Linked DNA regions of Homo sapiens: region 1 is linked to region 2. Evidence: read pairs that join two places in POLR2A ChIA-PET (ENCODE). Cell type or tissue: A673. All regions are shown on one strand. Each heading gives the region's core, and the rest is flanking DNA. Links, peaks and the distances in the headings are about the cores only.

What was found. Peaks named below come from ENCODE experiments on the same cell type or tissue, not always from the same donor. Only the 100,000 strongest peaks of a DNase experiment are listed, where the experiment ranks them.
Region 1: POLR2A ChIA-PET joins it to region 2 with 14 read pairs; 3 of 35 experiments call an interaction of 5 or more read pairs at or near these places.

What each region holds. Positions count from the first base shown.
Region 1 is chr6:17,831,645-17,834,558 of GRCh38, forward strand. It overlaps KIF13A (kinesin family member 13A), which reads right to left. Exons shown (of 39, transcript NM_022113.6): 12 at 2,317-2,427. Among named protein-coding and RNA genes, the nearest start is that of NUP153-AS1, 130 kb to the left of the region's middle. In A673, for the core only: a CTCF peak has its summit at 1,813; no DNase peak of the experiment used is centred there.
Region 2 is chr6:17,723,667-17,726,580 of GRCh38, forward strand. No RefSeq gene overlaps it. Among named protein-coding and RNA genes, the nearest start is that of NUP153-AS1, 18 kb to the left of the region's middle. RefSeq lists enhancers at 1,170-1,671, 1,512-1,806 and a silencer at 1,512-1,806. In A673, for the core only: no CTCF peak of the experiment used is centred there; a DNase peak (open chromatin) is centred at 1,595; H3K27ac peaks cover 820 bases.

The DNA.
Region 1 (2,914 bases), core at 171-2,670, 110 kb after region 2:
AACAGAAATATAAAGATAGGGTGTTCTTGGGGCATGGCATACGGAAGCACACTAAAGAAAGGTTCTGGACATACTAGATGATTTCAGGGGCCAAGAACCCCTGGCAAATATCAGAAAGCAGTGAGAGTTAAGGCTGGAAGAGAAGGTTGGGTCTCTACTGCGGAAGGCCTTGTATTCACTCATTCATTCATTCATTCAAGATATATTTATTAGAGTCTACAATGTAGTAGGTATTGATCTCGGGCTGGGAATACAGCACTGAACCCAATGAAGTCCCGTCTTTCATGAAAAGTTATATTCTGGTGGGAGGAGACAGGCCATAAGAAAACAGTTAAGTCAATATGGTACATAGAATTTCCAATGGTGTTAAGTACTATGGAGAAACATAAAGCAATGTTAAGCGGGACAGTGAGTGAGGTGTAGGGGTATGTGTGGGTGTGAACGATATCTATAAGAAACACATCAGCAGAAGGCTGGACTGGGTTCCAGTGACTGCTGTTAAGCTACGTGATTGGGATGGTCCAATATTTCCAAATGATCAATGAGATTAAAAATGTTCGTGAAATATATAATGTAGAGAAATTCATAATGCACATAACCCCGAGAATTAGTCCTTCCTTTATATTTTAACTTAAGTAAAAGTTAAAATATAAACATACAGCATTTCCTAACAAGCCCAAAGAATCAAATACATTGAAAAATTATGATATGCTATACGTTACAAATTCTCTGTCAATTAGGTAGCCTCTTGGGAGGCTAAGGCGGGTGGATCACCTGAGGTCAGGAGTTTGAGACCAGCCTGGCCAACATGGTGAATCCCTGACTCTACCAAAAGATACAAAAATTGGCCAGTTGTGGTGGCACACACCTATAGTCCTAGCTATTTGGGAGGCTGAGGCAGGAGAATAGCTTGAACTGGGGAGGCGGAGGTTGCAGTGAGCCAAGATTGCGCCACTGCATTCCAGCCTGGGTGACAAAGCAAGACTCCATCTCAATAAAAAATTAAATAAATAAAAATAAAATAAAATAAAATAAAAATCAGGTAGCCTCATGCTTTGCCAGGTGATCTAAAAATCACAAAACAAGGCTGGGCACAGTGGCTCACACTTGTAATCCTAGCACTTTGGGAGGCTAAGGTGGGTGGATTGCCTGAGCTCAGGAGTTTGAGATCAGCTGGGGCAACACGGTGAAACCCCATCTCTACTAAAGTACAAAAATAATTAGCCAGGAGTGGTGGCGCAAGCCTCTAGTCCCAGCTGCTCGGGAGGCTGAGGCAGAAGAATCGCTTGTACCCAGGAGGCGGAGGTTGCAGTGAGCCGAGATTGCGCCACTGCACTCCAGCCTGGGCGACAGAGAGAGACTCTGTCTGCAAAAAAAAAAAAAAAAAAAAAAAAAAAAATCACAAGGCAGACTTTCGTTTAAATGTGAAGAGCAGGAAATATGAATGACATTTTCTGTAACCATGCTTGTTCAAATTTAGTGCTATCTAACACGTCTAGCAAATATACAGGCCAAACTGTACATTGATAAAAAGACCTGACGTCAATGTCTAAAAGTGATCTTTGCTGGGCGAGGCACAGTGGCTCATGCCTGTAACCCCAGCACTCTGGGAAGCTGAGGCAGAAGAATCACTTGAGCTCAGAGTTTGAGACCAGCCCGGGCAACAAAATAAGACCACAGCTCTACACAAAATAGATAAAATTAGCTGGGCATGGTAGCACATGCCTGTGGTCCCAGCTACTTGGGGGGACTGAGGGAGGAGAATCACTTGAGCCCAGGATGTTGAGGCTGCAAGAGAGCTGTGATTGAGCTGCTGTACTCCAGCCTGGGTGACAGAGGGAGACCTTGTCTTCAAAAAAAAAAAAAAAAAAAAAAGTGATCTTTGCAATCTCTGGTTCAGCAGAAAAGGGCCCTTAAAAGACTTTCTGAGGCTGGGTGCAGTGGCTCATGCCTGTAATCCCAGCACTTTGGGAGGCTGCGGCTGGCAGATCACCTGAGGTCAGGAGTTTGAGACCAGCCTGGCCAACATGGTGAAACCCCATCTCTACTAAAAATATAAAAATTAGCCAGGCATGGTAGTAGGCACCTGTAATCCCAGCTACTCGGGAGGCTACGGCATGCGAACTGCTTGAGCCCGGGAGGTGGAGGTTGCAGTGAGTCGAGATCACGCCACTGCACCCCAGCCTGGGCGACAGAGTGAGACTCCGTCTCAAAAAAAAAAAAAAAAAAGACTTTCTGAAGATGACAGCAAACTACACAGAAAAGACAATAAGTGAAAAAGAATCCCAATATTTTAGGGCTAAATTATCAAGCTACCTGTGCTATCTCTTCTGTTTTTCTCAGCTTCTCTTCCCAAGTCACTGTTAGTTCTTTTATCAGCTTTTCAGACTCTTCGAGCTTCTCCTTCAGTTCAGGGGCCTTCATGGCCTTTAAAATGAAATCAGAGATATCTGATGTTCAAAATTTTTCCACCATCATATACAAGACAATCAGTTACTGTCCCTCTTAAGCAGTTATCAATAGTCTGTTGGAAAAAATTAAGTTATATGCTGTTAGGGTGGGTTTTTAACCTTTATTAATCAAACGAATGTAAGAGAACATGGCTGTTCCCTGAAAAAGAAATACCAGTGTCCTGAATGAAAATGAAACAAATCATTAGTCATTTTATCCATTATACTTAAATTTCACATTTAAAGCCCTAAAAGATGCTAACGTTCAACTTTGAAATAGATAAGCAGGACAAAAGGTTACTTAAGCAGACTTCTTTTTCAATAAGACGGAGGTTAACACTCATCATCAATAAATGAATTCCAGTTAAATTAATCTGCTAGAAAAGGTAAAGACTTCTCATGTATTTTAAATTTTGAATCTGGGCCTTTAGACTACCTTTCTCCACTGATGGTCATGCATTTTG
Region 2 (2,914 bases), core at 123-2,622:
AAACTCCCAACGTCAGGTGATCCGCCTGCCTCGGCCTCCCAGCGTGCTGGGATTACAGACGTGAGCCACCGCGCCTGGCCTTTTAGCTCATTTTTATCATCCTGTTCATGCTCCAAGTTGAAAATCATAATCTAATCCACCAAACAAGCCCATCTGAAGAGCGTATCTTCAACCTGTGTCAGATGCAAAAATATTTTGCAGCAGCCAGAAGTGGTGGCGGGCACCTGTAATCCCAGCTACTTGAGAGACTAAGGCAGGAGGATTCCTTGAGCCCAGGAATTTGAGGCTGTAGTGCGCTGTGATCACTCCTATAATAGTCACTGTACTCCGGCCTGGGCAACATACTGATGCATCGTCTCTTTAAAAAAAAGGGTTTTTTGTTTGTTTGTTTGTTTGTTTGTTTGTTTTTAAATTCTTGCCATTGAGCTTCAGAAAAAACCAAAAACTTCCAAGAGACCTAAATGCTGTTTGATTCTTATGGAGAATCATCAGCATATATAAACCTCCCAGTTTTTCAAGGTTTGGGGATACTTACAGAGGAAACAGACTAATCTATTTATATATCCCCAAAGTAGATAAATTACATAGTAAGTTTTTTTTAGATTGCTCGCATGGATGTGTTTATTGTTAAACCCCAGCCTAATTTATTTGGAGAGAAGAGTTCACTCTCTTTTAAGTGAATATGGCTAGGTAGGCCATGTTTGGCTGCCAATATCTTCAACCTATTTTATTCCAAAATGAGGTAGGAGTGCTGAGCTAAACTGGTGCCCTTAAGGGTTACGTCCTAGAGACTAAAGATGCATTCACTGAAAGTCATTCATGAGCAATGATTGGGAAGACTCACCTGCTGGAATGGTTGTTGATATTTATAAGTCAGCAATATTTCTTGACTCAACAAAAAGTCATGCATTGTTATGATGACATCAGCATACTAAAATACTACTCCATGTGAAATAACAAAGCAAAGAATATTACAGCTGGGCATGATGATCACACTAGAAATCCTAGCACTTTGGGAGGCTGACGTGAGAGGATCACTTGGGCGCAGGAGTTCAAGACCAGCCTGGGCAACACAGTGAGACCTCACCTTTAATTAAAAAAAAATAATAATAATCAAAGCAAATTACGAACAAAGAAGAGGGGCAGGCTGAGCAGGAGGCAGAGAAATGAACTGTAGCCTAAGCAGGTTCCAGTAATTACCTCTTTTATTTTAAGAACTGAATATCTCGTTCCAGGCTCAAATTATCGAGAAGTACATCTTTTCCTTTAAAGTTGATTAAGCAGCGGTATCTCTTCCAAGCTGAAAATATTATAACAGATGCCAACTGTCTGCAGAGGACTCTGCTAGATGCTGTAAATAAAGAAAACAAGTTTTCCTGCACAGAATGTCCTTTGTTTCCTAAAAGGTTGGTACAGAGTTGGAGTTAGAGACCAAAGAAATCACAGACTTCACAGGTTGAAAGGAACTATAATGTTCTCTTAGGCCAGTCCCACAAGTAATGGGTGAATTATTCCTTCTGCTTCCCCTCTGAGCGCCCATTGGACTTGGGCCTTATAGCTCCGGAAATGCAGATCTGTGCTTCCTGACGGGTGGAGAGCAGTCCTGGCTGGTAGCAGCTGTGTCTGAGTGGGAGTCGGCAGGAGGGAGGGCGCCATGGGAACAGCTTGCATTAGGCTGCTTGCTGCTCCTGGCTGAGCCCTGGGGGCGTGCTCTGGGGACTTGGCCTGGATGGACTTGAACCTTAGGCAGACTTTATCAGCAAGTGCTCCCTTGGCTAAAAAGCTGATTTCTCATACTATTTGCATTGTTTTAGGTATTTCTACTTTAGACAAAAGAACTTGTTCTTTGTGACGCTTTGTCCAGGTGGGAATCTTTTTTTTATTTTTTTATTTTATTATTCATTCATTCACTTAATAAATTTTCATCGAGTTACTCCTGTTTCATTAAAGGCAACTGAGGGTTGGGCAGGCGGCGCAAAGGCAGGTGGCGGTGGCTCATGCCTGTAATCCCGGTACTTTGGGAGGCTGAGGTGGGTAGATCACCTGATGTCAGGAGTTTTGAGACCAGCCTGGCCAACACGGTGAAACCCCTTCTCTACTAAATACAAAAATTAGTGGGATGTGGTGGTGGGAACCTGTAATCCCAGCTACTCGGGAGGCTGAGGCAGGAGAATTGCTTGAACCTGGGAGGTGGAGGCTGCAGTGAGCCGACATTGCGCCACTGCACTCTAGCCTGGCTGACAGAGTGAGACTCCGTATGACCAAAAAAAAAAAAAAAAAAAAAAGGCCGGGCGCGGTGGCTCACGCCTGTAATCCCAGCACTTTGGGAGGCCGAGGCGGGCAGATCACGAGGTCAGGAGATCGAGACCATCCTGGCTAACACGGTGAAACCCCGTCTCTACTAAAAATACAAAAAATTAGCCGGGTGTAGTGGCGGGCACCTGTAGTCCCAGCTACTCGGGAGGCTGAGGCAGGAGAATGGCGTGAACCCGGGAGGTGGAGCTTGCAGTGAGCTGAGATCGCGCCACTGCACTCCACTCTGGGCGACAGAGCGAGACTCCGTCTCAAAAAAAAAAAGAAAAAAGGCAACCGAGGCTCAGAGAGCTTAGGTTAAATACTCAAAGTCACAATTTTGTGACTAAGTGACAGAATGGACATCTCCTGACTCAAATTCCAGTGTGTTTTATACTATTTTGGGGGTGGTATTACATTATTTTCATCGAGTAGTTTTTAAAAAACTCAATATTGTTTATTAAAGTACATCTCTGGCCGGGCGCGGTGGCTCATGCCTATAATCTCAGCACTTTGGGAGGCTAAGGTGGGTGGAACGAGGTCAGGAGTTAGAGACCAGCCTGGCCAACAGGATGAAACCCCGCCTCTACTAAAAATATAAAAATTAGCTGAGGGTGGTGGC